Regions from separate parts of the Mus musculus genome. Here region 2 is linked to region 1. A link is a loop called in an ENCODE intact Hi-C map of the cell type or tissue named here. Cell type or tissue: left cerebral cortex. All regions are shown on one strand. Each heading gives the region's core, and the rest is flanking DNA. Links, peaks and the distances in the headings are about the cores only.

What was found. Peaks named below come from ENCODE experiments on the same cell type or tissue, not always from the same donor. Only the 100,000 strongest peaks of a DNase experiment are listed, where the experiment ranks them.
Region 2: it touches region 1 in a loop (4-fold over the local background); 3 of 42 quality-filtered maps call a loop at or near these places.

Annotation. Positions count from the first base shown.
Region 1 is chr6:134,147,286-134,155,619 of GRCm38, forward strand. All of the region lies in intron 2 of Etv6 (ets variant 6), which reads left to right. Among named protein-coding and RNA genes, the nearest start is that of Gm52920, 35 kb to the right of the region's middle. In left cerebral cortex, for the core only: no CTCF peak of the experiment used is centred there; DNase peaks (open chromatin) are centred at 466, 2,496, 4,121, 4,861 and 1 more place; H3K27ac peaks cover 3,624 bases.
Region 2 is chr6:134,214,909-134,223,242 of GRCm38, forward strand. It overlaps Etv6 (ets variant 6), which reads left to right. Exons shown (of 8, transcript NM_007961.4): 3 at 7,957-8,121. It overlaps Gm38908 (a long non-coding RNA gene), which reads right to left and starts at 7,961. Exons shown (of 3, transcript XR_869493.3): 1 at 7,067-7,961; 2 at 5,292-5,502; 3 at 1-4,813. In left cerebral cortex, for the core only: no CTCF peak of the experiment used is centred there; DNase peaks (open chromatin) are centred at 1,321, 3,827, 4,637 and 5,631; H3K27ac peaks cover 1,696 bases.

The DNA.
Region 1 (8,334 bases), core at 260-8,259:
AAGCCAATGGAGGTTCCCATTGTACCGAGTTTCCCATCTTTTCTGAAGAAGCACACTGCTCACGGTTAATACTGAGCACCTACCTATAAGGATGGTGATGTGCTTGGATTCTGGTTGGTACACTGAGTTCACAGAGGACACCACCACACTTCCTCGTAGCCCATGCTAGGCTGGTGTGTTTCAGAACGTGGTCTGGTGTGCTGGGGCCTCAGTTTCTCCCTTGTGTCCATCATGCTGGCACGTTTGTACAACTGCCAGGGCAGCCGCTCTCCCGGTCAGGTCTCTGAGCTTCTGGCCCCGTGTGGCTGTGATGTGGGTCATCCCTGCCACAGATAATTCGCTCTCCTGGGGAACAGTTTATCTGTAAAATGAAGGAGCTCCAGCCCACGGTTCCCGAGTCCTTCCAGACTCTCACAGATTATACTATTCTGATTCCAGAGAAGCTGTGTGCTTCTCAACTACCAAGCACTATCTACAGACACACGGATGGTGCTCATTCGTCTGATTGCCGGTCCTCAGCCGCCAATTTTGGTGCAGATGGTAGTGTTTCGATGATGCAGGGGATTATCCTCCGCTTGTGCTGTGTGACTGCTTTGCGAGGATGCCCTACAAGGAAGTATGGAAATCTAGGGTCTGGCTCTGTTGGACTTTTCTCTGGGGTGCCTGTGTGTTTGACACGAGGGAATGCTTTTATGAGGTGGAAGTGAATGCCCGCTCAGGTGCCGTGCAGGGCTTCTGCCACCAGCTCTGCTGTGCTTCCTAATGCTAGTCCCAGGGCCCGGCAGCTTAGCCTTAGGCCCGCTCCTCCGTTCTCACAGTCCCCTTTATGACCTGAGAATTGCCTGTGAGCTGGCCCTTTGCCCAGAGCATCGCACACAGGTGTAGCTTCCTGTAACTGCTTGATCCTGGCTGTGTGATCTGTGGGAATCCCCTCATGACTCAGGGCATGTTTACTTATGTTGTCGTCTGCGAAAGTTGCAGCGTGAATCCCCCCCACCCCCCACCCCCCCCAGCTGCCCACCGGGGCTCTGCAGGGCCAGTGATCAGCACAGAGGGCCCACAGGATCCTGCTTCAGCCAGCCTCATAGCACATGCACAATTAATACTGCATTAATTAATTATGGGGAAAAAAGGCCGAGCTGGCAGAGGCTTGAAGGCTTTCAGCTTCTAAAGTGAAGGCTTTGAAGCGAAGCTTTAAAATACATTTCCATCGGCCTCAGCAGCAGAGGAGCTGTGACACTTAGGCTGTCCCCTGGGCATAGAGACTCACACCCAAGAAACTCTTTCTAAACAGAGAATCCCAACCAGTTGCTTGAATCATCCATGAGTTGCCATGGGCTGTCCAAAGGGGATATAAGATTTGGAAGAAAGGGATTGCCCAGAGCACGGTGATTTGTGAACAAAACTTATAAAGGGTTTTGTTCTGTCCTTTTGTTGTTGCTAATGAGTCACCAACTTTAGATACGCTAGGAAGAAAAGTACAGGGACCTGGTGCCAACTGGCACTCTTGATATGGGGGGGGGGACGACGACGACAATGAGATGACTCTGTATTCTGCCCCCTGACCACCCCCACCCCCCCCAGCTTTGGGGGGGGTACTTTCTTACTAGATCTGGACAGAGTGTGGAGAAAACAGTGCCTTTTCTCCATCATTTGGAAATGCTTCTCTCAGGCTGGCAGTGAAGCCACCACACAGAATCCCTGACCGTATGTTCGCTCCCATTTGTAACTCCCATTTAAACATTCCATGTGAGACTCTCCCTGACCTTAAGCCCTGGATGTGGTGTACATAGTCGTTTACCCAAGTATTTGGAGTTTCACTTGAAGGTATTTTTAAGATCACAAAAGTAGAAATTCTCTGAGATGGTTTCCTTGCCTGAGACTGTGGGGTTATAAATGTTCTTTTCAAACTATGCTTGGAGCTGGGGACATTATCTGCTGTAATGATCAGTAGATCAGTTGGTAGAGAACTTGCTTAGTGTGCATGAAGTCCTGAGTTCAATCCCAAGCAGGAGATGAGCCAGGCATGTTGACACAGACCCCCTCCTTCCAGCACACAAGGAGATTACAGTCAAACTACTTGAATGTTCTGATCATATGCTGACTGAAACTTGAGACTAACAAAAAATGGCACACATTTGTCCTTTGCCAACTGGATATTTGAAACTGAAAAAAGTTTTCTTTTGATTCATGGGCAGAGAAAATTTTTCTTCAGATAAACTTGTGCGTGCATGTGTGTGTGTCTGTGTGTGTGTCTGTGTGTATACATGTGTGTGTGCATGCATGCACACATATGAACACAGATGTGTCTTTGGGATTATAGCAGCTATTAATCCAGATGTCTACATCACAAAACTCCTGTGATGGTTTCTACCACCCACACATTATGAGGAAAGAACATGGCGGATACAATGGAGTATTGTAGCGCTGACATTGTACCTACAGCTGTGCCACTCTCTGCCTATTGGCATCTTTGTTTGCTGAATGGAAGATTCAGATTCCCAAGTGCCTGTTGCTGCACCCAGGACAGAGAGGGCTTCTAGTTGCCTCTGAACCGGGCCAGTGTTCTGCGAAAGCAGGGAATGTGGTCCCCCAGTTGAAATGACTATGAGCGCCTTGAGTGTGAATTATCTGCTGTAATGAACTTCTCTGCGCCTGCCTTTCCACCTCTGAAAAGCATTCCTTTTGCATCAGGCATGTTCCCACCTAGCTCCGTTAAAACATTTTTTTTTTAGATTTATTTATTTTATGTGTGTCAGTAAGTTACTCGTAATTATGTATATATGTGTATTACATACATGCCTCTAGAGCTAGGAACTAAACTGGCACACACAGGGTGCTTTGGGGTATCTATAAGAACAGTGGGTGCTTTGGCTGCTAAGCAATTCTTCTGAGCCCCTAGCCCCACTTTTTAAAAGTAGTCAGGAATGTAGGTAGGTAGTGCCTTGGATAGAGATGGTGACTAACCCACGTCCTTTCTTCATGCAAATTAGTTTATTAAATTTCTCAATTCCCTTGTATCGGAGGGATCTGTAGCTGACGTGGAAGGCCAAGGATCAAGTTGGAAATAACGTCTGTAATTTTGCTCAGGAGATAGACGAGTGAAGCAGGACAAAATCCAGGTCCCTTGCTTGATGAAGACAAAGTATTTTAAACCTGGAGCCCCGAGGCTGAGAAGAGCACCCAGTCCTACTGCTTAGCATGCTCGGGTGCTATCTCTAGATGATGCCAGCGATGATCTTGACCAGACAAGCTGAGCATCTGAAGGCCAGCATCATGCTGAGGATCCACGCCCTTTGTGTCCTTGGGCAGAAACAGTGAGTTTGCAGGTACAGATCCTCACACACAGAAGGGGCGCGTGAATTCACGTTTCAGTGAGGGGGTCAGGAAGATCTTGACCTTACCGGGGTAACTTACACGCATGTAAGACATTTTGTCGCTGAGTCCTCTTGACAGCCCTGTGAACTGAATTTCCTTCTCCTCACCATTAAGATGAAAAGTCCAGTTTAAGGAGGTTAAAAAGGCAAGCTCAGCCAGCGCCACTCACAGAGCTGGTAGCCAGTCCAGTGGCCTCTCAGACTCTGTCTTCCTTCCTTCCCAGTATAAACCAAAGCCCTATTATCTAGATGAAAAGAATGAAAAACAGTGTCACATTCCCTCTGAGACTCAACTGCGGTTAAGACTTCATAAATTTCAGAAAAATAGGATAACTCACCAAAGTAAACATTTAAAAAACCACCTCACAGCAAATGGCTACCGCAACCCCAAACCTCAAGGTTCATATATTGAGATTTCAGTGAGCTTCATGATTCTCATCCGTCTCTTAAATACGGCTCTGTTTCCTGGTAAATAATATCTCTTCAGAGCCCTGGCACATAAATAGTGTAATAAGATCAGCTCTGAGCAGGCTGCCGTTCTAGTGCCCTCTAATTGCAGGGTGAAAATCCAGGGCCGCCTTAGCTCCTCATCTGTCTCCGTCTCTCACTGGCCACTGCCTGACACCCAGTCTGAGGTTCAACACCGTCTCTTCTTTTTGTGCTTTAGATAGATCCGTCCTTTGCACAGATTTTTTTTTTTAAATAAAGTGATTTGAAATGGAAAATTAAAAACTTAAATGCAAGTTTGGCAGCTTCTCTCTTCAGAAGCTTCATAAAATTCTCTATAGCACAGCTGCTCTGGATTCTCACCACTTAGCTGTTCTCACGATGTCTGAGAGATTAATTCTTACAGGGATGTGGTTGGAGATACTCCCCACGTCCCGTCCCCACCCCCCCATCTCCCGCCTCCCATGTTTCGCCGAGAATCTTCACTGGGAAAAGTTATGTGGAAAATCCCATCACCCGAGGTAAAGGTTCTTGAGTGATAGACACCTTTGGGAGTCTGTTACTTACCATGTTGTTTATGTGTGCTCTACTCATTTGAAATCCTGTCCTCTCTGGCAAAAATCTGAAATCTTATGTGCGATCCTGATAAGTGTGTGCCGACACTGTCTTGGGATGCCTCTGTGTGTCTGTGTCTGTGTGTGTGTGTGTGTGTGTGTGTGTGTGTGTGTGTGGTCTATCTGTTGTCTCTGTGGATCTGGATGCAGATACTTCAATCCTTCCTGGCAGATTTAAGCTCTCCACGTCCCACAGGCTGCAGTAGAGGACAAGGGCGGCATCAGAGAATGGAGAGCTTTGGTGGGGTCCCCACCCACTGGCCCAGAGACCAACTGTTTATCCCTGGGTCCCGGCAGCAGCTGAAAGCCAGGGGTGTTTTTGGGATTCGGCTGCCAAAGTTTCTTGAATCAGCCTTGTTCAAAGGCATATGCTGGGCTCACTTCTGAGGGAAATTTCCTTTTTGGGGAAGTTGAAGCAAAGGAATTTCCTGTGTGGGCAGACAGAGCTTCCTGACGTGAAGGCTTCTTGGAAGGGAAACAGTTTCATAATGAAATGACAAATTAAAGATATACCAGCCGGGTTCACTTCAAAACAGCTATTGAGAGTGCAGGCAAAGCCCTATTATACCCCCTCACAGAACAGAAATAAATCCCATCCTGACAGGTTTCTATATGCTGGGTTATATCTGTCCCCCCACACCTTCCTTCACAGTCTCCCACATGCTCCCTCTCCCACCCCCACCACTAGCTACCACCATCTCTGTCTTTAACAGGCTTCGAGCAGTCTCGGGGAGGCCTGGGGCATCCTTCCTGCCTCTTGTCACCTTTCCTTACCAGCTTCGCCCATCCTAGGAGTGCTTGGAGCCTCCTTGTAGGTGATGGTAAAGCCCGAGGCTGCCCAGACTTAGGAGTGATCTCTTTCCTTCTTTTGACATGATTGAAAACAATGATTGAAGATGGCTTCAGCTGGTTCCTTTAGCTGCCCCTTAAAATCTTGTAGGCAGTCCATGTAACTGCTATTCTTATCTCAGAGCTGGTCTGAAGCCGGCTTTGTTCAAGAAAATAGAGCTCTCTCTGCACTGGGCAGATGACGGTCTTGTGCTGAGCGTGTAGTTTTTTGCACTTCAGTCAGCCAGTGTAGCGGAGTTTTGGTTTTGTCTTGTACACTGATATGAAGATTCCCTTTGTTGCTGTTTTTATTTTTAAGACAGGGTCTTGCTTCATAGCCCTGGTACTGATCCAGAACCCACCTTGTAGACTAGGCCTTGGGCGTGATGTAATCCTCCTGTTGTCACCTCCTGAGTACGCATCTCTTTCTCTATCTCTCTCTCTCTTTTTCTGTGTGTGTCTGTGTCTCTGTCTGTCTGTCTCTGTGTCTCCTTTTCTTCTCCCTCCTTTCCCCCTCTTTTGTTAGGGTTGGGTTAAGGATAGAACTCAGGGCCTTGTGCATCCTGGGCAATTTACTCTCCCACTAAATTACACCCCAGCACCCTACATTTCTTTTCTTTTTCCTTCCCTCCCTTCCTTTCCTTCTTTCCTTCTTTCTTTGCCTTTAGAAAAAAACAAATTAAGAGAGAAAAAGATAACAGCATCTTTTGGGCAGTGTGTAAGAACAGCCATTATTCGTTAGGCCTAGGTCAGTAGGATCAAAAACTTACAGACCTTGGAAACCAACGATTTTAAACTGTCATTTCTAGCACTATACAGCCAGCAATGCAGCCAAGTCTCTTAACCTCTTGGCCTCAGTTTCCTTGTCCTTACAGTGAACACAGCAACAGCTTTTCTTCATTCCTGTATAGAAATTAGGTTGCGATCTCAAACATACTCTGTAAACACTCAGAGCTCCATCATGGTTTTTCATTAATCCACCAATGGACTCTTTTGGGGTTGAGGCCCAGTACTGGGCTAAGATAGTAAAATTATATTTACAGATCAGTTTGGTAAATATTTATTAGAGATTTTTCTTCCTATACAACTAGGCTTGGTGGAGAAAACTATAACAAGTTAGACATTTAGAATGGCAATGAAGCAGAGAATGAAGAGTGTTGAACCTGGAGACCAAAGGCTGGAGTCCAATCCTGACTGTTACTCAATTTTATTTATCCATGTGAGCTTCAGTTGCTCATCTATAATACTGGAAGAAGCTGGACTCTGAATGTACCTGTCTCTTTGCAATCCTCACATTATAATCAGTTTTAAAGGGTCCTGCCTTTTAAACTAAGATTGTGTGTATTGCCTGCAGAAACTGAATAACGTGTGTGTGTGTGTGTGTGTGTGTGTGTGTGTGTGTGTTCGCGAGCGCACTCATGTATGCACTTGTGGGCACTCCCTGCAGAAACTGAATAACATGTCCAATTTCCCTCGAGCTGTACATAGTTCAAGGCAACTTCCTAATATGGGTGTGAGATGTCCAATGTAGGTGCTGGGAACTGAACTCAGATCCTCTGTAAGATCAGAATGGGCTCTTAGACCCTGTCCATCTCTTTAGCCACAGGCCCCGGCTTTTGTGGTTGTTTATAAATTCTACTCTAAGGAGTCAGGAAGACATGTGTCCTATATAACAACAGCATCTCAGATGGAGAAACTTGCCTCAAGGATGGAAACAGATTTTGTTAGTGTGTGTGAGGTAAGCAGGGAAATATGGTGCTTCCCAGAAATACCAGCTGTAGTGAGTTATCACTGGGGGCTTCTGGTGATGCTGACGTGGAAATAATGGGGACTGTGGCTGAACTCGGGAGTTTCCTCAAGAGGACTTACTTTGAAGCACCAGGTTTTTTCTCACAGGACACCCAGGACTTTTCCAAATGGTTGTTCATTTAAACCTGCCCTTCATGGCTACTCTTGTTCAAAGGAAATTGAAAGACGGCATGCAGTCTCGATGGTCTCTATGTTGTGATACTAGGGCTGCTAAACTGTCCTGCCCGTCATCTCCCGAGGTTTACAGGGTGTAAGGTCAACTGCAGCTGTAACAGGTTGCTCCCTCGGTTTTACTCTCCACAAGCCTGATGGGTAGGCGGCTCTGTCATCGCTTTACAGACACAGATACGGGGAGTTAGCTGTGTGGGTAATGTGCTTGCCACACAAGCTTCAGTATTTGACTTCTATCTCCAGAACACACATGAAAAAGCCAGGGTTGTTGGTGTACGCCTGTTATCGCAGTGCAGGGGAGGTAGAGACAGGCAGGGTCCTGGGGACTCACTGACCATCCATCCTTACGTAATCAGCAAACCCCAGGCCAAGGAGAGCTGCACATGGCAAAACAAGGTGGATGGCTCCCAAGGAACGATGCTCGAGGGAGACCTTTGGCCTCCAGTGAATGCGTGTGAACCCACATGAGCACGTCTTTAGTGCTGAGCTTACGGTGATGCACTGTACTTGGAACTGTAGCCCTGTATGAAGCAAGAAACTAATGATGGTAGAGACCAAGGTTAAGATGTGTATCTCTTCAGTTAAGACTTAATCCACTGAGGACACCTTATCTGTATCGGCACGGTTGGACCATAATTCTCATTTTTACGAGTACCAAATGAACAGGTGAGGGGAACTCCGTGTAAGAAAGCAAAAACTTCGAGCATGGTTCATCAAAACCAGTGTGTACTGAGCACCTCTTGTATGCAGGAGCATGGCAGTTACAGGAAATATAGCTTTATTTTTCTGTGAAGCATCATACTTACTAATTAGATAGCAGCATTTCAACATCATCATTGTACATTGGTTGCTTTTGAGACAAGGTCTCATTGTATATGCTGACTCCCATCTCAACAGTGATTCTCCTGCCTCAGCCTGTCAGGGGCCGCTACCCCTGGCTCTGGACATTTGTTTTCCATCTTGCGATTGATTTTATTCATTGTTCTTTGTATAAATAAGCTTTATGTCTATGCCAGCATGCTTCTAATATTTTATAACTTGCCACTTACACAGTTTGAATTAATTGTTCATCTTCTCATTGCTAATTC
Region 2 (8,334 bases), core at 43-8,042, 67 kb after region 1:
TCATTTCTGGAAAGAATGTTTTATTTCAGAAGTTGCTACACAATAGGGTAGCCAGCCCAGAGGTGAGTCATCTAGCAATAGGATCTTGAGTTGTATGCCAGGGCCTTAGTGAAGGTGGACCTCTTGTGTTCTGAGTGCTATGTAAACACCGCTGAGAAGTGTCACATACACACACACACACACACACACACACACCATTACATGTATGTACATTTTACTCTTAGCACATGTACCGGATAGTTGGAAGTTTTATCTTTCCAAAGGTAGAAGAGACCGAGGGAGGCTCTGTCCTTTGATGCAAGTCTGACAGAAATTGGCTGGCAAAGTAGAAGTGATGGGGACTTCTGCTGGGGATGGAAGCATGAACTTAGAATCACGGATATAAGACAAACTAGAGGTATTTTCTTGATGTAACTAGAAACTTTTAAACTTCAGAGAGAAACTCCCTAGAACCCCCTGAATCAAAATGCTACAACACAGCTCAGGAAAACTGGAGTGCACTCAAAACTGAGACTCTGACTTAGTAGTTGCACATGGCTAACAGATGCTAAAAGGATGGGAAAACAAAACCCAAATCATCAGATACAGCTGTAGAGGGAATGGTCCCTACTGAGCGCAACTTTTCTTTTTTATTTTCTTTCTTTTCTTTCCTTTCCTTTTCTCTTTTTGTATCGAATAAAGCTCAGGCTAGCCATGAACTTCTCATTCTTCTGTCTTCACCTCCTGCATACTAGGATCCAGGACTGAACCACCTCAACCAGCTTCTAAACTTCTACAGAACATTACATCTTATGTAGATGTAATAACGCCACTGGAGCATGCTGGTGCACGCCTGTAATCCTAGCTGCTCGGGAGGCTGTAGCAGGAAGATTTGGAGTTCAAAACCAGCCTGAGCAATTTAGTAGGACTGTGCCCTATTCAGAGAATAATACTTAATACAAAAAGTAAAAGAGACAGTAAATGTCACCTATAATTCTACTACTAAGTGACAGTTGCTATTAATATTTCTATAAAACATCTGTGCATTATTTGAGAGTCTGTGAGTATATACACTATTCTAGTTTTCCGTATGAATGTGTATTCTTTCTGAATACTGTTATCAATTGCATCACTTTATCACAAATGTTGTCAGTAAATGACTGCTCTCTTTTTAATGTTCTGTTTTCTACTATTAAAAATAACACTTGATATTAAAAAAACTAACATCTTTGTGCATGAATTTTTCTGCATTCATAGCCATTTCTCTAAGGTAGATTCTCAGAAGTTGACATTCATCAAGCTCTTAAAATATCACCGAGTTGTGTGCCAGCATGGTATGCCAGCTTCTCCTCCGCAATCTTGTATAGGTCTAATGAGCTCCGACTTTTAAAAAGCCGTGTAGTGGGTAATAAAACAAGTCTCTGAAAAGAAAAACAATCAAGAAGAAATGACATAGGTATAAAATATTAAGACAAGGTGAGCGGCAGGTAACTTCAGACAGCAATGGACAAAGTTGGGGACTTTGGGAAAAACCTGTTACTGGCCTGCTACGACTTACATGGTAACAGCAACACAGGCAAAGAGAAAACAGTACTATTGACCCCTGACCCTTCCCTCTCATCCATCCAGGGGGATGACCATCATTCAGAGCATTCAAGATGGGTAGGCTCGTTGGGAGAGCAAAGCAGAGTTCTATGCAGAGCAGACTCATGTCAAGCCAGAGAACTCTACAGAAAGATCAGTTATCCCAACAGTTTTCCTTGAAGCAGTGGGAAGAGGAAGAGACACAAGCCGAGCTGATCTGACATGAGGAGTAGATGGGGAGGAAAAGTGTGTACACAAACCAAAACAGTGAGGCTGGTTGGGACCCTGAGTACCGTTCAGGACAGACTGTCAGACCTGTGTGAACACTCAGGAGCAAGTTATCCCCATGGGGCCAGACACCAGTCCTCAGTAAAGTTGCTGAAAGTTTTATACTCGCTATATTTCTGAGCTTTGGAAAAGCATTCCATCTTATTGATGAGTGTGTAGATGGGTTAATAGCTAAGAAATTAATTGGAGGGGGCCTAGTGTGTCACCAGATGCTAGCTTCTCAGGCCTCACCTGGTTGGCGCTTTCACTGACCCATGGGATGATGGATGCCCATCAAAGCTTTGTAATAGGGATGATAGTAGAAAGAGATCCTTATCTGGGTGGCGTGCAGCACGCAAGAGTGATGAAATTGACATTCTTACAGTGGGATTATTCCTAATACCAGGTTTCTATGTGCAAGCAAAGGTGTCACCATTAATGTCAGCATAGAACACAGGGGCGAGTTCTTAGGAAATGCTTTCTCAGTACCAAGCATTGGTTTTTCATGTTGCTAAAAAAGTTATAAACATGCCATATGTGACTCTGGTGCTTTGCAGCTGGAAAATTTTCCATGTTTTTCAGTCAGGCCAAATAGAGACAGAGAGGCTAAGTAACTTGCACAAGGTCACACAGGTAGAAAATACAAGTTCCACACTGGTGCTGAGAGCTACAACATCACCATGCAAGTTTTATTAAATTGTTAATGTACCTTTCTCTTCTACCAAAGTACGAAACGGTCGCATAGAGAGAGGCAGGTGTGTATAATAATTGTGAGCTTTGGTTGTATCAGATCAGACCACTTGGTTCCATTTTCTGACTATGTGACTTTATCCAGTCACTGAACTTCTCTGTGCTGCACTGCTCATTATTGTCTTAGGGGGTTAAGAGAATTATGGGGATGGCATATATACAGCGTCTCCTGACCTGCAGTAAGTGCTTGTGTTTGCTGCTATTATTAATCTATTTGAGAATTAGTATTGCAGATGTGGAATCCCTAAGTGGATGAAGGAGCCAACAGCACAAGCATTACCTCTTCCAGTTCTGTGGGCCGGAATGATCTCACCTGTTAGAGCAAGAGCCATAGTCATCATTGTGATTTGGTTTGATTTAAGTGTTCACTGCCTGTCCGCCTCATTGCCCTGGCAGGGGAAAACTTGAGTCATGCTCCTGTGTTGTCAGATAGTACAGATAGTACGGGACAGAGATGCGGAGAGATCTGCAAACTGTAGATACGGGCTGCTTGTTTTAAGGCAGGATAGCCAAGCAATCAAGGAACTAGTCACTAGACATGACTGGGTCAAGGGTCATAAAGTTGCTGTCATTGAGTCAGGAGATGAGGTCACATGGATCTCTGGTGTAGGTTGACCAGGCGTGGTATGGCTTAGCTTTTCCAGGCCTTGGTTTCCTAATAAGTTATGGGGACCAGGGTTGAATCAGAGCATTGCTGTGGCGTCTGCCTCTCACATTCTGGACTCTGCCTTCCAGTGCATGGGGTCCAGAGCAAGTTCTTGTAAATATGAAGAGTTTAACATGGAAGGATATTTTCACCAATGGCTAAAGTGTTGAGAAGCCTTGAGTTGGGAGTTAGGGTTTGGCTCAGTAATAGAACACTTGAATTTGTATGAGTTCCAGTGCAAACACCACACACACACACACACACACACACACACACACACACGCACAAATTAAAGGAACTTGAGCATAATAATGCTCAAACAATGTCTACCAACTCAGATCATTCAATTTCAATTAAACTGAAATGAGAACCCAGCCAACTGCAGGGCTCCTGTGAGTTAGGAGACACACAAAAAGCAGTTAAGGGCTTTTTTAAAGGGGCAAGCTGTTAGGTTTAGCATTGCCATGGCTGGCTGACAACTTTGCAAAGAATTAGAACATAACACTAATCTCCCTTCCATGACTCAGAAGAGCCTTCGAAAAGCTACAGAATCTTAAGATCTTGATCACGAGTGTGGAGTAGTTTTATAGCAAAAGAAATAGCATCCTGGCTGTCTGTATTGTTTGGTAGTTGAGGTTCAAATTCAGTAGTGCGTGCTGGCTATGTTAAGCCATGCAGGAACTTGTTGATCACATACTCTTCAGCCCCATATTTTACAGATGGAGCCATTGAGCAACAGAGAAATGAAGTGGGTTGCCTAGAATCCCACGCTCATTAGCAGCTTATGTAGGAAGGAAATCCCGGCCCCTGACTCCTGGTCAGCTTTCTCATTAGTTTATGCATAACTCAGAAAGTTGGGCATGAGGTTAGGATGACCTGATGAATGTGGTGGCCAATTTGAACGTGGAATTGAAGAAATTATGAGAATTTAAGAGTCTGGATGTATCACTGAAGGTTATGTGTGAGCCCATGAACTTGATCTCGCCTCTGAGGAAAGAAGGGAGTGGGGGTCTTAGTGATTTTCTCATTCATAGCAATTCAGTTCCTCCATACAAAATTCTCACCGTGATGAACGCTGGTCATAGTTAAATGGTTCTCATGACACATTGGCACACAGAGGCTAATAATATCATAAGGAGCTCTCTCTGTCTCCCTCCCATCTCCCCCTCTCTCCCTTCCTCTCTTCCCATCCTTCTCTTCTTCCTAATCATTAACATATATATTCTTTCTTTGTTGAGTCAAATTGCCAGAACTGACAACGAAACAAATCCTACACATCCCTCCCCTCTCAGCAGCCTTGGACCCACCCACAGCTGGGAGTTGGGCAGAGAGTCAAGAGCAAGTGTCGCTGAGCAGCCTGTGAAAGCAGCGCTTTCTTCCCAGACACATGCAAAGTATCGTTCCACCTGCCCCTCCCTCCTCTTCCTAGCCATAAATCTGTCTCCCTGAGATCTGCAGATTTTTTTTCCTATCTTCAATCTGCTGATAACTTGCCTGGGCCAAGGATCTCAGTGTTGGGTGGGAAGGAGTTGGTTTCCTCCGTCTTTTTGAAAGCCAGTCTTAATTCTGAGTGTGGATGGAAAGTGCCTGGGTAAGAAAACAGAATCTGGCATCGGATTGCCTGGATTCAGATCTCAGCTCTACTTGTTGCTCTCACCGTACAAGTGTGGGGTACTTCCCTGGGACGCATCAGGTCTCCTCCATCTTCTAACGTGCACTTCCATCTCAAATGTTATACGAGCATGCAGTTAAATGAACTGATGCTTCTGAAATGCTCTGAACAGCACTAAGTGCAGAGAAGTGCTTCATAAATGACTGTTTAGTCAATTAAATTATCTCCATCACCTCAGCGTTACCTCCAGGTACCTGCTCTGTTCCATTCCTCAACATAGGGGCTTTAGGGCCCTTGAAGGAAGTAGGCTCTTTTTTTCTCAGTTAGAATTCCAAAGCATATGCTATGTCCCAGCCCTTTTACACCGTTGAATTAAAAAAGAAATAGCTGAGGGATTTGACATGCAGCACCCGCAATGTAGCCAGCCTCTCTCTGGCTCAGTGAGCTGCCCACCTTCTCCATAGGCTAATGGAAGTGCAGTCAAGCTGATCGATTTACTGAGTGTCCTGGAGCAGGTAGCTTGCAGCGTCAGGGTCACTGTTGGTTAGCTGCCAAGTGCTCTCTGTAACCTGCCGCCCAGCTGTACACGTGCCGGGAGCCTCCTTGTGGGCTCCTGGTAAGGGGGTTTCCACGGTGCTGTGGCCTTGGTTGCTTCAAGGCTGAGCTGTGGGAGAGATTAATGGGAAGTGAGAAGAGAAACTGTTATTCTTACCCAGCAGTGTTGTTGGGAGTGTGTGACTCTTCTTGTATTTAGGGAAAAGATTACTCATGACGGTTTTCTTCCATCGAACATAAAGAACCTCAAATTACTGTTTGTGTCCCCCGCCCCCTTGTCACCCACCTCTCTGCTTTAGTTTGTCCTCGGTAGAAACGTCAGCATTTAACTTTCTAACTTTCGTTTCCCCTCTTAGGCAGGCTTCAGTTCTGTATTTACTTTGACACCTCAGCAAGCTGGCCCCATCCACTTACTTCCCTGCGTTACCCAGAAGCTCTCTGCTCAAGCCCTCTGGCCACTAGGTGCTTTCCTGTGGCCAGCCGGATTGGAACCTCTACCCATCCTTGATAGAATCATCCTCCCACTTACCCAGTAACATCTTAAATCACAATTTGGTATGCTGTTCTTGTCCAAGTGGACACTGTTGAGAGTAGGAAATAGCCGAAGGTCTTCCCAGGATAGCCTGCCACCATTCACACTCCACTAGGAACAGGCAGGCACTTTCTGTGTCCATAAACCATTTTGAATGGGCATTGCCAGTAACAACCCAAACATAGAACCTCAAATCCTTTAGTGGTCCAGTTCCCTTCTAAAGGTTATAAAGTGGTCACATACTACAGTCACTTGTTTGATTATGTATGAAAAAGACATTGCCATTAGATGTAAAACAGGAAAACACACTCAAATGCTTAGGGTTTGAATTGGCTTGGTTGGTTTTGGTTTCATGGAAGTGAGGTTGAACTTGGGACCTCACGTATGCTACCACTGAGCAATATCATCAGGCCTCATTTGACTTGAGATGGCATCTCACTAGGTTGCCAGGCTGGCCTGGAACTCACTACGTAGCCCAGGAGGCCCATGCATTACCTTGCATTATTGTCGAAGTAGCTGTGTTATCTACCTGGCCCAGCCAATTAACTGGCTGTGAGGAATCTTCCTTGGACTTAGAAGAAACTGACTTCGGCTCTTCAAAACCGTTTTCTGCACTAGAGCCTGTTAGAAGGCTCTGCAATCATGTTCACAGCCTGGCGTGGTCTCCCTGGGATCTGAGCCAATCGTTTCCCCCCTCTCAGCAGCCTATCCTGGTGATCATATAGTTCAAAAAGCAGTTTCTTCCAGAATTGAGCTGAAGAGCACATTTGAAAGACATGTACCACATATCCTCCAAAGTTCAAGTAGTTCACCTGCAGAGACTGAAGCCCCAGTGTGCAAACACTGGTCTCACGGAGCTCTCTCTCTGAACTCTTGATTCTGTGACTTCCGAGGATAAAACCTGACAGACTCCCTGTCAGGATTCAAGTTGTAAATAATCATCAAAGACTGCCCTCCTCCCAAAGAGCTTTTGCTCATAGCTACGTGCAACAACTTATAACAATACTGAGCATACTATAAAGGACTTTTAAAAGTATTTGCTAACTTATTGACAAACCAGCCAAGCATATATTAATATATTATCTAAAGTATATTTTTCAAAAGACATGTGCAAACAACAGTTCTATATGCTTCTACAAACCTCTTCAATATCCAGGTTAATAGAAGATGCCTGGATTCACATCTCTGTTTCTGTATTCCGAGTGTTGTGATAGCACAGGTCTGTAACTTCTAGAACATTCTGTATGTGCTCATGAAAGAATAAGAGTAAAAGAAAAAAATGTTACTATTGTTATCAAAGAGTCTTTGCTGTAGATAACATGCAAAGGTCTTGGGAACTCTCTGGGTCCCATGATCACACTTTGAGAACAATTGTCCTAATCACTTGAAGGATGTATCAGAATTGCCCACAGCACCAAAGTTAAATAAACATACAGACGACCTGCCTCTTAGAGTCCCAGCCTGAGCCACTGTGTGGCCCACTTTGAGTCCATCTGCAAGACAGATAGGAAGGAAAGGACTTTGTGTGTTACCCTGGCCTTGCCTTTGCCAGAGGCTAGCCTGCCACTTCCCAGAGGCTGAGTAAATGTCTCTTCCTGGAAAAAGTTTCAAGACCTTCATCATTTGGCAGCTCTGGGGAGGGACAAGGTCAGCTCTGGAACACTCCCATTTCAAAGCTCTGAGTCTCCAGCTAAATGCATTGAGACTTGTCATGCTTCCAGGCCTCCTTGCATACCACCCCACCCCCCACCCCCCAGGGCCACTTTTGAGCCAACCTGAAAGTAATACAGCCTCAGACCTATCGTCCCCTGAAACACATGGAAAGGGGGTTCCCCTCACTTTACCTCTAAGTAAAAAGTTCATGTGACTCCACACTTAAGTACTTACAAACCTGGCCGGGCCTTGGGACTCAACCCAAGCGCTCTTGAGACAGAGAGACTCCGTTCTGTTAATTATTCTGCGACCTTTCCCCCTTTGTTCCAACTGTGCAGCTGACAAGATCTTTTCTCTCTGTCCTGTGTTGTCCAACAGGTTTGCAGCCGATTTACTGGAGCAGAGATGACGTAGCCCAGTGGCTCAAGTGGGCAGAAAATGAGTTTTCTTTAAGGCCCATTGAGAGCAACAAGTTCGAAATGAATGGCAAGGCCCTCCTGCTGCTGACCAAAGAGGATTTCCGCTACCGATCTCCTCATTCAGGTAAAAGAGTCTGGTTCTTGCAGAGGCTCAGCATGGAACGATAGCTGATCTTTTCCAGACTCATCATAACCCATGGGACCCTCCCCAGAAGTTCTCCTAGGAACACTGACATCATAAAAAAGGGAGGTCTATAGGCATTGGCCAGTGTGTGGGAAAGACGAAGTTTTCAAGTCAAAGAGACTGTTAATTTAGAAGTCACTCACCTGTGCCCAG